Regions from separate parts of the Homo sapiens genome. Here regions 1 and 2 are each linked to region 3. Evidence: chromatin loops called from intact Hi-C (ENCODE). Cell type or tissue: chondrocyte. All regions are shown on one strand. Region 1 overlaps ACO2 (aconitase 2). Region 2 holds the start of LOC100996598. Region 3 holds the start of EP300-AS1 (EP300 antisense RNA 1).

Region 1 (5,000 bases), 320 kb after region 3:
CCTATTCTTTGCAGTTGAGGAAAAGTTCATAGCTTTGTGTACCCACTGGGGCCTCCCAGGACTTCTTCCTCAGGGGCCTTGTGGGGCTGGAGCCAGCTCCTGGAAGAACCACCAACCCCGATGAGAAGCCAGGTGGGGATGCTCCACACCCAGGATGAGGCCGGGCCTGGGCCCATCACAGGACAGTTTCTCTGGTTCTTGTCACATCCTGGGGTCATGGTGGTATGGGTGTTTGGTTACTGTGCTACAAATGAGGAAACTGAGGCATGGGGCAGCATTCAAAGGCCCAAGACATATAGCAGGAAATATCAGAGCTATTCAAGAGCCCAGGCCACCTGTCTCCCAAGGCTCTGGCTCTTCTTGGCCACCCTGGAGACGGCCTGGATTAAATGGGGCTGCTCCTACCAGTTCCATCCTGGGAGAGTGGCTGGACGTGGTTGGGAGGCCCCGGGTCAGTGGGGCCATTTTTTGGTATTCTCGGCTGAGGGCTTCTAAATATAACATCTTGGATTATTTTTCAGATTATTCTGGAAAACTATGCGTACCCTGGTGTTCTTCTGATTGGCACTGACTCCCACACCCCCAATGGTGGCGGCCTTGGGGGCATCTGCATTGGAGTTGGGGGTGCCGATGCTGTGGATGTCATGGCTGGGATCCCCTGGGAGCTGAAGTGCCCCAAGGTGAGGGTGGGGAGGGACTCATTCTGGGCTGGCTGTGGGGTGGTGGTTGGTGGGGATGAACGGGAGACGGTGGGACCCAGGAGGGAAAAGGGAACAAGTTAGACTCGAATCTTCTGGGAGGGAGGTAGAGACCAATAAGCAGCAATGTGAATGGCAGCAGGGCCATCCTGACTTCGTGGCTGGCACAGGCACACACGGCCTCTCACAGCCGCCTCGCCCCCTCCTGTCCAGGTGATTGGCGTGAAGCTGACGGGCTCTCTCTCCGGTTGGTCCTCACCCAAAGATGTGATCCTGAAGGTGGCAGGCATCCTCACGGTGAAAGGTGGCACAGGTGCAATCGTGGAATACCACGGGCCTGGTGTAGACTCCATCTCCTGCACTGGTGAGGAAGGCGGCCAGGCGACGTGGCCCCTACCCTGTGCTGGGCCTGATGGGTCTCCAGTTGGGAGTAGAAGCGGTGAATGGCCTTCACTTGAGAATCTGTCTGTTCCATTTGGGGACTTGGGATAGACAGAGGTAGAAGGAAAATTGGAGACAGCATTAGAGATTGTCTAGTCCACATCCTCATTAAACAGATGAAGAGATTGAGATACCTGTCGAGGCTGCCGGTGACTTCCTAACTGTGTGGCCACACACGGTTAGGAGCCAAGTCAGCTTCTGCTGCTGGGCCCAGGCCATAGCACTAGGCCACCTTGGGTGATCTAGACGAATCCAGAGAGGACAGAGGCAGTGGTGGGAATGGGCAGAGCCAGGGCTTCATTCATGAAGCAGCTGCAGGCCCACATCCTCCCTTCGCTGAAGTTCGAGCCTCACTCACTTCCCTTGGATTAGAGATCGGTGCCTGTCCGCCTCCAAGACCAGGTAGGAGCCAGCTGCTCCCTGCCTGTCACTCCTGGTGACCTGGCCTGGATGCCTGGTCCTCAGAAATCCAGGGAGATTTGTAACAGTCTAGACTTCCCAGGTGCCTGCCTGGGCTCCCTGGCAGCCCTGCAGAACTCTGGTTCCCCTGCAGTGATGGGGGCTCACTCCTGCCACGGGACTGCTCAGTCAGGACGTTGGTAACAGGCCCATACCTCCGTCCTAGTGGCTCCTGAGGCAGGTGGCCTGGTAGCAGCTGCAGTACCTGTGAGCCCCACCAGTTCTGTGACGCTTTGTGGTCCAGACAGTGTGTATCATTTCAGTTTTTGTTTTTGTTCTTGTTTTTTGAGACAGAGTCTAACTCTGTCGCCCAGGCTGGAATGCAGTGGTGCAATCTCGGCTCACTACAACCTCCGCCTCCTGGGTTCAAGCAATTCTCCGGTCTCAGCCTCCTGAGTAGCTGGGATTACAGGTGTGCACCATGATGCCTGGCTAATTTTTTTTGTATTTTTTTTTAGTAGAGATGGGTTTTCACCATGTTGGCCAGGCTGGTCTCAAACTCCTGACCTCAGGTGATCCACCCACCTCGGCCTCCATCACTGGAAAACTTGAGACACAGAAAAGTGTCTCCACCATGGTATGGCTGAAGGAGGGCAGGCCACCAGGCAGACAGACCAAGATCCGAATGTCAGCATCTACCTTTATGTGCTTTATGGCATGACCTTGAATCTCTCTGAGCCAGTTCCTCCCCTGCCAAAAAGAATAGCAACTGGGCAGTGTCTGGTCAGGTCAGCCTACAGTACGTGGTGCCTGTTCAATCTCTTGGGCGACAGTCAGGCCCCAAGCTCGCAGCTCAGTGTGTGGGGGCTGAATCTTCACCTGAGTCCTCTTCATTCTACCCAGCAGCCACCCTGAGCTGGGGCCCTGAGCTCTGATCCCCATGGCCTCCCCTCACCGGCCCAGGTTTTTACCCAGGGCCTCAAGGGATGAGTCGGCCCGCTGTCACCACATCTCTCTGAGTGGGAGGAGAAGCAATGCAGCTCCCTGGTGTGAAGATGCAGGTGGCCGCGTAGCAGGTGTGTGGGACCCTGGCCCGGCCACCAGCCAATGCCCGGGGCTCTGTTGCTCCACAGGCATGGCGACAATCTGCAACATGGGTGCAGAAATTGGGGCCACCACTTCCGTGTTCCCTTACAACCACAGGATGAAGAAGTACCTGAGCAAGACCGGCCGGGAAGGTGAGCTGGCAGGGGCAGGCCCGTGTGGGTGGAACAGTCACATGCCCGCTCCTCCCCAAGACAGAGCTATGCCTTTCCCTGTAGGGCAGGGGTTCTTAACCCATTGTCTCCAGACAGGCGTCCGAGGCTCTGAGAAAGCCCTGAAGAGGTGCAATATGTTTCTGAGTAGATTGTCTGGAGCTCTCTCCAGCTTCTCAAAGGGCCTGGCATCTGAGTTCAAGATAGCCCCACCTCAGGATGGGCATTTCATTTTCCCTGGAAGGTGGCTGAATGCCCGCCCTTCTCGGCCTGGTCCCTGCTGCCCCCTACAGGAAACTCCGGAAATGACATGGATCGCTTCTGTTGATAATTCCTGACCTAGCAGGGGAACATTTGGAAGGAGAACCACTTTCCCAGCCTCCCCTGACAACTTCCCTGAGGCTCTAGCCTGGCTTCTTTGGAGCTCAGAGGGCATTGGCACCTGTGAAGGGTGGTGCGTTGTGGGAGTGAACGAGGAGCCAGAGACCAGGGGCCATGGGGAGAGCCGTAAGCACGTGGAATCCTTGGAAGGCTCCTCCCTTTCCTTATTGAGTGACTGCTTCTTCAAAACCCAGCTCTTCACTTCCAGGACACCCTCCCCGGCTCTGAACCTTAGCTGGCGCTCCTCCTCTGTGTCTCCGTGTCCCTGACAGCTCCTGCACTAGGGTGTGAGCTCTGTAAGGGCAGAGACAGCAGCCTTGGTTTCTTCATTGGCCTAGTCAGTGCCCAGGGTGGGCCTGGTGTTTGGCAGGTGCTCAGGTGGGTGGTGAGTGAACTCTCAAGAACAGTTTATGTTTCACGTGCTCCATCCCCGTCCCTTGTTGATTTCAGACATTGCCAATCTAGCTGATGAATTCAAGGATCACTTGGTGCCTGACCCTGGCTGCCATTATGACCAACTAATTGAAATTAACCTCAGTGAGGTGAGGAGACAATTAACTGGGTTCAAGAAGTTTCTGAGAGTAGTGGGGAGCAGGGCGGGTCCTGCCTAAATACTCACTGAGGGCCGGGTGGTGGCTCACAGCTGTAATCCCAGCACTTTGGGAGGCCAAGGCAGGTGGGTCAGTTGAGGTCAGCAGTTCAAGACCAGCCTGTCCAACATAGTGAAACCCCGTCTCTACTAAAAAAAAAAAAAAAAATACAAAAATTAGCTCGGCATAGTGCCATGTGCCTATAATCCCAGCTATTCAGGAGGCTGAGGCAAGATAATCGCTTGAACCCGGGACGCAGAGGTTGCAGTCAGCCGAGATCGCACCACTGCACTCCAGCCTGGGCGACAGAGCGACACTGTCTCAAAAACAAAACAAGAAAAACCTCAGGGTGACTCGTGGGCCCCTGGGTCCCCAGTGTTCCTGCAAACTGCTTCCTGAAGCAGCCTGGAGCAGTGGGTGGGGAGGGGGGAGACACAGCCACGGGGAGAGCAGAGGTAGCTCTGGCTGCTGAACCAGAAGTGGATGTCAGTTTGCCACCAGCTCAGCTTTAGGAGAAGCCAAGGTTTCACCCTGAAGGGTTTTTGTTATCTGAGTTCAGAGGGCAAATCCCAGCAGGGTTAGGCACCCTGAGACGCACAGATCAGAGCAGGTGTTTGCAGAGCCAGAGGAAGGGCAGGCTAGAGGATCCCGTCTGCAGGAGTTCACACCTCGGCTCTGCCACTTAAGTTGTGTGGCCTTGGTCACGCACTTAGCCTCTGTAGGCCCCTTGCTCCATCACGTGTGGAACCTACAGCAGTCGTGAGGATTGAATGAATTCATGTAACTAACACTGACGGAGGTTTACTGCATGCTGCGCACATAGCTGAGTGCCTCGCATTTACTGATGATTATGATATGTAAAGCGTCTGGCCTTAAGTCCATTTTTGTCATGATTCCAAAAGCGGCCGGGCATGGTGGCTGACACCTGTAATCCCAGCACTTTGGGAGGCCGAGGCGGGCAGATCATGAGGTCAGGAGATTGAGACCATCCTGGCTAATGTGATGAAACCCCGTCTCTACTAAAAAAATACAAAAAAATTAGCCAGACGTGGTGGCGGGCGCCTGTAGTCCCAGCTACTCGGGAGGCTGAGGCAGAAGAATGGTGTGAACCCGAGAGGCGGAGGCTGCCGTGAGCCAAGATCGTGCCACTGCACTCCAGCCTGGGCAGCAGAGCGAGACTCCATCTCAAAAAAAAAAAAAAGATTCCAAAAGCAACATCGAATGGGAGATAATGA
Region 2 (5,000 bases), 170 kb after region 3:
CAGTAAGGGGGTCTCTCCTTTGTAGTTACAAAACACTCTCTGCTGGTCAAAACATACAACTCTGCAAAATTAAATGTTTGTGTGTGTGTGTGTGTGTCATAAATATATACATATATATGTTTACTTTTGCAAAAAGAAACATTGGGGAATGGGAAAGAGGGACAGGGATAGAAAGGACATTTCTAAAGTATACTTCCTTGAGGCTGGGCACAGTGCCTCACACCTGTAATCCCAGCACTTTGGGAGGGTGAGGAGGGCGGATCACCTGAGGTCAGGAGTTTGAGACCAGCCTGGCCAATGATGCGAAACCCTGCCTCTACTAATAATACAAAAATCAGCTGGGCGTAATGGTGTGTGCCTGTAATTCCAGCTACTTAGGAGGCTGAGGCAGGAGCCTGGTAGGCAGAGGTTGCAGTGAGCTGAGATCCTGCTACTGTACTGCAGCCCGGGCAACAGAATGAAACTATGTCTCTAAATAAACAAATAAATAAACAAACCTTATCGGAGGTTTTGAGCTGTGAGCCACGTATTGTTTTTTGTATTCAAAAGTTAAAATTAATTTTTAATTAATTTGGGAAAGAGCATAATTTGGGGAGGGTCATTAGGGAGGGAAGGAGGGTAATTAAGAGTATAAGCTGAGGTCATTGGGAAAGGAAGAAGCCAGAAGGGGCTCTTGGAGTATTTTTGATTCTGTACAAAATGGAATTTTGGAAAACAACAAAGCACTGCTTAGAAACCAGCTACAGGCCAGGGGCAGTGTTCACACCCATAATCCCAAGACTTTGGGGAGGCCAAGACCGGGGGATGGCTTGAACACAGGACTTGAGACCAGCTTGGGCAACAGTGTCTTTATAAAAAAAAAGTCCAGTGTGGCGGCATGCACCTATGGTCCCAGCTACTTGTAAGGATGAGGCAGTGAGCCGTGATCCCACCACTGCACTTCAGCCTGAGCAACAAAGACCCTGTTTCAAAAAAAAAAAAAAAAATCAGCTACCACGCAGAAAACCAAATGTTTATTGCAGCCCATCTGGAGCTTCAGAGCCATAGAACTAGAGCTGAACGGCACCTTAGAGGTCACTGCATTCGGTGGTTCGGGAACTGAGACCCAGAGTTGCTGCCACGCTTGCTCAAGATCCCACAGCAATGTACGGCAGAATCGAGAACCTGGCATCCCCCGGCAAGTCTGGCTTTGACGTGATGTTGGTCTGACGTAGAGGTTGACATCCAGAACCTTTGCTTCACCCATTCAAGTAACCCAAGGACCACAGGGGCCAGCGTCCTGGTGGGAGGGTATGAGAGGGAACTACAGCAAATAGCCAATTGGCACTTTAAGTCCCCACAATGACTGGGAAGCAGGGATTCCTCATCCAGGACAAGCCTGAAGCAGGCTGGCAGAGCTGCCCCCCTTTCAGTGGTGCCTGGTCTCCTGGCACCTGCCCCTTTTCCCCTCTCCCCTGAAGACCAAAGAACCTGAGGCGGTAGGTTTTATCACTTCCTTTTGGGGAACAGGCTTCAGGCTGTGCAGATGGTATAAAGCTCCAATTATGCATGCCATATGTACACTGGCGTGCCTTGTAGGGTACGTGTGCATGGCATAAACACAGCATCAAAACATGCCACAAGCCCTTGAGGCTCAGAAGCGCACAGGTGAAGGCATGATGTCCGACCGCATCCCTGCATCTGCCAACACAGGGTGTCTTGTGCTCGGCTGCCTGAGGTGCTGTCCTTGCCTGTCATCCTCCTTTTCTCTTGGAGCCTCAGGTCCCAGCCCGGGATGGTTTCCACTGCGTGCCTGGGCCTCCAGGGCACCTCCATGCTGATGCGTGCTTGCTGTGGGCGTGGAGCTTACCATTCTCACCTGGCAGCCCCAGTTATGGCTCCCAGCCTGGGGGAGAACTTCCCTTTCCAAAGTTAGATAACAGGCTGGGCTCTCTGTCAGAGGATTGGCGCGACAGCTCCACGTGCTGCAGCTGGCGCAGGGCCAGGCCCGCCCTGCCAAGCAGCGGGAAGGGAAGGCCTGGCTGCAGCCGGAGCTGGCAGGTGGCCGAGCCGGGGGTGGACGGGCGGGCTGGGACTGGTGCTGGCCATTGGCTGCCTCAAGGCTCCCACCCCGCCTGCCTCCCTAGCCTGCGGCTGGCGGCCCCTGCCTCTCCAGCTGCCTCTGAACTCCCTGGAGCAAGCACCTCCTGCTGGGCTGTGTGAGCTGCGACTGGTTCTCAGTGGCCCCTGCCATGGACATGCCTGAGGTCCTCAAGTCCCTGCTGGAGCACTCTCTGCCTTGGCCAGAGAAGAGAACAGGTAGGAGCACAGGTGACCTGCATTGATTGGCTGCCCAGGTACTCGAGGGGGCGAGGGGGCAGCCACAGGCACAGTGGCAGGACAGGCATCTCCAAGCCAGGGAGGGTCTCAGCAGTGGTGCGCCCTTGGTCTCAGGGTGCAGAGTGCGGAGAGGGGTTCGAGGAGGCATGTGTCACACCGGCTCTGGGACTCTCTCCTAGGCCTGCTGGATTTGGGGAAGCCATGGCCAGTGTGTGGCCACTGACAGGTGCTGTGCTCATGTGGGACCAGGACAGGACAGGGGGTCCTATTGAAAGAATCTGGCTGGATGCTGACTGCTTTTGAAGCTCCCTCCCCCTGTACGCTGGGGGTGGCAGAGGAGCGGCAGGGACTGTGGATTTGGGCAGCAGGAGCCTGGGTCTGAAGCAGAGGCTTTCCTTGGTGCGCCTGCTGCAGCTCCCGCTTGCCGGAGGGCTGAACTCATGGATGGGATGGAAACTGTTATGTAACAGGACCACAAGGCTCGAAGCCCTGCGTTCCTAGGATACCACAGGCAAAACGCGCGAGGGAGGAGAGAGGAGGGCGTGGACTGAGGGGCAGACCTGGTGGCCAGCACCAGGTGTCTCCCAAGTCCTGCCTGGGAACCCCATGGCCAGATTAGTTTGGCGGAGAATACTGATAAATCTCTCTCCAAATCTCTTCTGTTCCCAGAAGTCAGAGGTCACCCCCAGGTCCCCAGGGCTCCAACTCCTCCTTGCCTTTAGAGGGGCCCAGCTGGCTTTTGCTGCCTGAGTCTGACTTGAGCACCTGGGGTGTCCTCTCAGGGGACCTTTCTCAGGCCTCCCTCTCATCCTGCTGTGCCAGCACCTGCTACCTAGCATCACCAGGTGGCCCTGGTTGTCCCCGCAGGACTCCTTCCTTCCACAGGACGCTCTCAGCCCACTCCCAAACCAGAGCCAGGAGACAGATCCCACAGCCCCCGGCCTCCCTTCACCCCTCTGGAACTGGGTGTGGGTTTGCTTGGGCTAAGCCAGGAAAGGAGGGTCAGCAGGTTCTAGCCCCAGGGAGACATTGCCCGAACGGGGAAGGACGTACTGGGAGCTTAGGGCAGGGGCTCCGGAGCTCTCGCACGCAGCTCTGGGCTCAGGCCCCTCCGACCACACTCCATGCTGTCAAATGGTGGGACAGTCCAGGCCACCCTCTGAGAAGAGTGTCACAGAAGGCGCTCCTGTGGCCTCCTAGCACTGGGGACACCAGTTGCTCACCATGAGAAGCCCACCTCCTCAGCGAAGCCCTCTGCAACTCAGCCGGAGGGATCTGCCCCCATTTGGAGTCCACACCCACAAACAAGCCACAGCTGACTTTTTTGGCATCTCTGAGTGGCCTGTGTGGGTGGGCAGAGCTGAACACATTTCCAAAAGCTAAGGTAGAGGGTCCCCTCCTTGGTCCAGGAACCCAGGAAGGGTGGTACAGTCCCTCCTGGCTCCCCCAAGGTGTCCCAGGATGCCCCCCAGCACACACATGAAGGGCGAGGCTGCCAGTGGGGCAGGGAGGATTCTCAGGGGCGACTCGGGGCACTGCTCCTCAGATGAGGATAACAAGGCCTTTGAAGTGTGGCAGCAGCTGCCGGTCTCTGGCTCCCAGCTGGTCTGTGGGGCCCTGCAATAGCCGAAAAGTCCCCCTCCCTCACTGTGGATGAGCAAAGTCAGGGCCTGGCACATAGGGGACCGCCCAAGGTTTCAGGCAGAGCTTTGCCGAGCACTGGCAAGCTGTGGCCGAGAATTAGTTAGTCCAGCATGGCTGGGCAGGTCCAAGGGGTGTGGGCCAGTCTTGGGTCACCTCCTGTCACTTCATGTGGCATCTCACTGAGAGTGAGAAGCATGAGGTCCCACAGGACCGACAGATGCCAGCAGCCAACTGCTAGATAAAATGAGGGGAAGAGGGCTGAAGAGCCACAGGACTCACAATGACTGCAGCACATTACTGCCCCCTAATCTGCAATCAGTTTCCCAAAGCTGCCCGAATCTCCAGACCATTTATAAACAGAAACGTCTACCTGAAAAGCAATAGACCTTGTTGAAAAGAGGGTATAGCCACCACACAGAATGATTACAGAATTACTTGCCATCAGGGACCATGTACTTAAGTAGTTGTTGAAGTGGCTTCTCTTCCATCTGCCACTGCTCTGACTCTGGGTGTGAATTGGAGAAAGACAACAGAGGCCAGGTGCTCCAGAAAACAGGGATGCCCTCAGGTCCGCGTGCCCTTGCTTTGGTGGACTTCCTGCTGCTCCCGTCCAGTGGAAGGGGGCAGTTATCTCTTTGGATGACTGTTTACAAACTCCCCATTTTCTCTTCTTTCTCCTGCCCAATGGCTGTGCTTCGGCACACATTTAGGTCATGTGCAGAGCGTATCTCACCTCCAGTGGGAGGGAAGTGTACAGGAAAGTCTGCGGAGTGTGAGAAACTCCAGGTGTGCTCTCCCCATGCTCTCCGCTCCGTGCAGCCTCTCACTCCACTTTCTTTTATTTTCTCTTTCCCCCTTTTTTTTTTTTGAGATAAGAGTCTTGCTCTATCGCCAGGCTGGAGTGCAGTGGTGCTATCTCGGCTCACTGCAACCTCTGCCTCCTGGGTTCAAGCAATTCTCCTGCCTCAGCTACCCGAGTAGCTGGGACTACAGGCGCCCGCCACCACGCCAGGCTAATTTTTGTATTTTTAGTACAG
Region 3 (5,000 bases):
CATAAACAATTTTGGGTCTTTTAACTGATACTTCAAAATCCCTACTTACTTTTCTCATATTCCTTCCAATAATTTGTTAGGAGGTGGACCTGTCAATAGGAAGGACAAAAAATTATTATCACCAATACTCTCAAAGTAATCGTCACTTTGGGTAGAAACCCCAGTACACTCGGGGAATTTTCAGAATTCAATCAAGCCCATCCAACTGTCTCCAAGTTTTGACACTGCCTAAAGGACTCCTCACAGTTGGTTTAGCCCAACCCAGTAAGAAACATTTAACAAATAATTAAAAGTGCTGTGCCAGGGTGGTTGTGTTGCCGAGATACGGTTGTTGGTAGCTGGGGAGTGGCAGGCAGATCCAGCCAAGAATTGTGCCCTAAGCCAGGAGCTCTGATGATGAAATCACAGGATGTTTGAGTTTGGGGCTTGATGGTCATCCCAGGTGGTTTCCTATCGTGGAAAACATTTGATGTATAAGAGTAAGGCTCAGCCAGGCGCGGTGGCTCATGCCTGTAATCCCAGCACTTTGAGAGGCCGTGGAAGGCGGATCACCTGAGGTTGGGAGTTCAAGGCCAGCCTGACCAACACGGAGAAACCCCGTCTCTACTAAAAAAAAAAAAAAAAAAAAAAAGGCCGGGCGTGGTGGCTCATGCCTGTAATCCCAGCTACTTGAGAGGCTGAGGCACGAGAATCGTTTGAACTCGGGAGGCGGAGGTTGCAGTGAGCTGAGATTGCACCATTGCACTCCAGCCTGGGCAACAAGAGCATAACTCTGTCTCAAAAAAAAAAAAAAAGAGTAAGGCTCCACTGGGTGCGGTGGCTAACACCTGTAATCCCAACACTTTGGGAGGCCGAGGTGGGGAGATCACTTGAGGTCAGGAGTTCAAGACCAGCCTGGCCAACATGGTGAAACCCCCGTCTCTATTAAAAACACAAAAAGCAGCTGGGTGTGGTGGCTGGCGCCTGTAGTCCCAGCTACTTGGGAGGCTGAGGCAAGGAGAATTGCTTGAACCTGGGAGGCAGAGGTTTCACTGAGCCGAGATGGCGCCATTGCACTCCGGCCCTGGGCGACAGAGTGAGACTCCGTCTCAAAAAAAAAAAAAAAAAAAAAGAGTAAGGCTCTATTGCTACTCCCTGATTTAATAAACGTCTCTGGGACAAAATTTCTTCATCTGTAAAAAAGGTAAATAAAAAAAACGCTTACTTGGCAAGTTCATTGTGACGAATTATCTACGACACCGGAATGGAAAGTGCTTTACAGATTGCAAAGCACTCCTTACACATGAGTAATTAGTGTTCACAGGTCCAGCCACTTTTGGGGAGGAGGAAAGTGTGGTCTTTTAGAGACCAAACGTCTTTCTAAAGTCCTGACAGCCAACGAAGGGCTCGGTGATCTCTGCGCTTCAAACTCTGCCCAATTCTCAAAGCCTGGTTTAAGTACACTTTTCCCTCAGCCTAAGGGAGTGGCCCAAGGGCAAACCGTCCCGGGTTCGTGTCCCACCTCTGCCTCAAAGATTACACCCTCTTAGGACAGGTGCGTGTCCCTGGTGGCCTGGGCTGCCAGCTCGGGAAGGAGGAGGTGGCAACCGCACCCGGGCGGCCGAGTGCTTAATAATGGCAGTTGCCCTGCCAGCCCGGTCACCTGTCACTCCCTCCTCCGACTTCTCCCGCACCGCGGCCGCAATCCAGCCCGGACACTCTGAGGGCTCTCTCTGAGCTGGGCACGGTCCTCGCTGCTCGGCCGAGTGCAGCCCCCTCACCTCAGTGCGACTGAGACAAAGCAAGGGTCCCACCGGCCCCTGTCCCCTCCCTAAGGCGCGCCCTCAGGGCGGGAGACCCACCTCAGCCAGCCCCCCAGCTCAGTGGTCCAGAGGCTCGGGTCCCGCGCTGACGCCCAGCGCCTCCCTCCTCCACAGCCGTCACTGACCGCTCGCTCGCCTCTAGCCTGGACCCCGCTGTCCAGCAGTCCCGGCTGGCCCGCGCCGCGCTCCTCCCGCTCTGGCAGTCCTGGCACTGGTAGGACGCCCGCAGCCTTCCACCCTAGAGGGCGCCGGGCGGGCACGCGCTGGGGGCGACGGGGGTGGGGCGGGGGAGGCGGGGCGACGCAGCGCGGGGCGGCCGGCGGTTGGTGCTCGCAGCCCGCGCGCCCGCCTTCCCGGCCACGTGACCTTTGGGCCCCGCCCAGATCGGGAGTTCCGCGCGGACTCTTGGTGCGACCCCGTCCCACTGAGCGCTCGGGTCGGGACCTTCCCGGTGTCCCTGTGGGGCAGAGTCCCGTTGTGCAGAAGAGGCGAGCTGAGGCACGGTGGCAGGCGGGGCGTCCAAGCAGTTAGCGCCGCGCCTGGCCGCTCGTCCGCGCGGGAAAGCGTTGTCTCCCTTCCTTCGGATGGAATTGGAACGGCAGCTCTCGTAGCGCCCGAACTGTGCGGTCCTTGATTTCACTGCTGTACCCACAGTGCGCAGAGCACAGGGGCACGCGGTACATTATTTGAATGAATAACTTTCTTATCCTGGCCTTTCTCTAACTCTCTCACTTCTACTTGGGTCACCCGCCCCCTCCCCAGGAGTCTTATAAAACAACCAGGGGAAGAGGAAACAGAAGTGGCTCATATGGGTAAAAGCCCTCGTCCTGCAAATCAGTGACACAAGGGAGTTAGTCCATCCAATGTACAGTTTTAAAAAGATTGCTACGTAGAAAAATAATAGGATAGGGTAAGAGGAGAACCCAGCTAGGAGCTTCAGTGGGATCCAGGGTGTTGATATGATGGTGGTCTGGATTTAAGTGATGGCAGTAGGGATAAAAAGAAGTAAAAATTCCAGCCTGGGCAACATAATGAGACCCTGTCTCTACAAAAAAAAAAAAAAAAAGTTTTTTTTTTTTTTTTAATTATCCGTGTGATTGTCACTCCTGTAGTCCCAGCTACTGGGGCGGGGTTTGGGGGTTGGCTGACGTGTGAGGCTCCACCAGGAGGTGGAGGCTGCAGTGAGTCGTGATCGTGCCACTGCACTCTAGCCTGGGCGACAGAGGGAGACCCAGTCTCAAAAAAATAAATAGAAGTAAAAAATATTTGAGGTAGCTTTTGGAGAATAAACGGGATTTGCTGATGGATTGAACAATAAGGGATGGAGAGGGAGAAATCAAGAGGAAATCACTGAATGGTTGGTAGTGCTATGTATTAAAATGCAAAAACTGCCGGGCGCGGTGGCTCACGCCTGTAATCCCAGCACTTTGGGAGGTCGAGGCAGGTGGATCACTAGGTCAGGAGTTCAAGACCAGCCTGGCCAACATGGTGAAACCCTGTCTCTAATAAAAATGCAGCAATTAGCCTGGCATGGTGGTGCACGTCTGTAGTCCCAGCTACTCGGGAGGCTGAGGGAGGAGAATCGCTTGAACTTGGGAAGCAGAGGTTTCAGTGAGCCAAGATCATGCCACTGCACTCTAGCTTGGGCGACAGTCAGTTTCAAAAATAAATAAATAAAATAAATAATAAGTGTGCAGTACTGGGCACAGTATATGGTAGTTATGATCATCCTATTAGACACTGGGATGGTAGCAACCGGTTGAGAAAAATAACCTTTATTAGTTGCTTAATCTTTTATTAATACTTTAGGGGCACAGCCATACATTTCACAGAGAATCTGCTAGTGACAAATCATCTTATTCATCAAATATTTATCTATTTATTTATTTGAGACGGAGTTTCGCTCTTTCTTGCCCAGGCTGGAGTGCAGTGGCGCAATCTCAGCTCACTGCGACCTGTGCCTCCTGGGTTCAAGCGATTCTCCTGTCTCAGCCTCCCAAGTAGCTGGAATTATAGGTGCCTGCTGCCACGCCCAGCTAATTTTTGTATTTTTAGTAGAGACGGCGTTTCACCATGTTAGCCAGGCAAGTCTCGAACTCCTGACCTCAGGTGATCTGCCCGCCTCGGCCTCCCAAAGTGCTGGGATTACAGGTGTGAGCCACTGCGCCTGGCCTCATCAAATATTTATTTAGTGCCTACCGTGCACCAGGCCCGGTGCTGGACTCTGGGAAAACACAGGTGAATTTCTGTCCTCACAGAGCTTCCTACCTCCTGCAGGGAGACAGTGAAGACTTATCAAACATCTAATTCCAACTGAGGAGGAATTTAGCAGGTGTTGTGATGGAGCCTAGGCAAGGGGGGAAAGGCCTGCTAGGTAGGGAACATACCTTTACTTGCAGGATAAGAAGGAGCTATTTCTGGGAAGGGAATTGTGGGGGAAGAGCATTTCAGGCAGAGACCCAGAATATAGAGACTGAGGTGGAGAAAAGTTCCAGTTAGCAGGAGAGCACAATGGAAAACCTTTGAAGGTTTTAAGCAGGCGAGTAAATTGATTTGATGTCTGTATTACATTTAGTGTCTGTGCGAAGAATGAACTGGAGGTGGATCAAGAGAAGAAGCAAGGGGGCCAGGTGCAGTGACTTGTGCCTGTAATCCCAGCACTTTGGGAGGACAAGGTGGGTGGATTGCTTGAGTCCAGGAGTTCAAGACCAGCTTGGGCAACATGGAGAAACCCCCTCTCTACAAAAAATACAAAAAATAGCCATGCCTGGAGGCGCACACCTGTGGTCCCCACTACTCAGGAGGCTGAGATGGGAGGATTACTTGACCCTGGGAGGTTGGGGCTGCAGTGAGCTGTGATTGTACCACTGCACTCCAGCCTGGGTGGTGACAGAGCAAGACCCTACCTCAAAAAAAAAAAAAAAAAAGGAAAAGAAAAAAAGATGTTTCTTGTGGCTGGATGTGGTGGACACACCTGTAATCCCAGCACTTTGGGAGGCCAAGACAAGTGGATCACTTGAGGTCAGGGGTTCTAGACCACCCTGTCCAACATGGCGAAACCCTGCCTCTACTAAAAAAAGTACAAAACATTAGCCCAGCATGGTGGCACGTACCCATAGTCCCAGCTACTCCGGAGACTGAGGCAGGAGAATCGCTTGAACCTCAGAGGCGGAGGTTGCAGTGAGCTGAGATTGTGTC

The links. Peaks named below come from ENCODE experiments on the same cell type or tissue, not always from the same donor. Only the 100,000 strongest peaks of a DNase experiment are listed, where the experiment ranks them.
Region 1: it touches region 3 in a loop (2.3-fold over the local background); 2 of 110 quality-filtered maps call a loop at or near these places.
Region 2: it touches region 3 in a loop (2.1-fold over the local background); 4 of 110 quality-filtered maps call a loop at or near these places.

Annotation. Positions count from the first base shown.
Region 1 is chr22:41,514,856-41,519,855 of GRCh38, forward strand. ACO2 (aconitase 2) reads left to right here. Exons shown (of 18, transcript NM_001098.3): 5 at 522-680; 6 at 912-1,062; 7 at 2,672-2,776; 8 at 3,626-3,717. Among named protein-coding and RNA genes, the nearest start is that of POLR3H, 27 kb to the right of the region's middle. RefSeq lists an enhancer at 1-350. In chondrocyte, CTCF peaks have their summits at 3,089 (motif pointing left) and 3,302; no DNase peak of the experiment used is centred here.
Region 2 is chr22:41,365,302-41,370,301 of GRCh38, forward strand. It overlaps LOC100996598, which reads left to right and starts at 3,781. Exons shown (of 2, transcript XM_017029163.1): 1 at 3,781-3,924; 2 at 4,613-5,000. The coding sequence starts at 3,781. It also overlaps a transcript of TEF not described here. RefSeq lists a silencer at 2,083-2,142. In chondrocyte, CTCF peaks have their summits at 2,184 and 2,391; a DNase peak (open chromatin) is centred at 2,063.
Region 3 is chr22:41,195,433-41,200,432 of GRCh38, forward strand. EP300-AS1 (EP300 antisense RNA 1) reads right to left here and starts at 2,069. Exons shown (of 3, transcript NR_110514.1): 1 at 1,842-2,069; 2 at 50-89. RefSeq lists enhancers at 1,729-2,228, 2,383-2,512, 2,523-2,592 and a silencer at 1,923-2,192. In chondrocyte, CTCF peaks have their summits at 2,280 and 2,996 (motif pointing right); DNase peaks (open chromatin) are centred at 1,759, 1,909 and 2,199.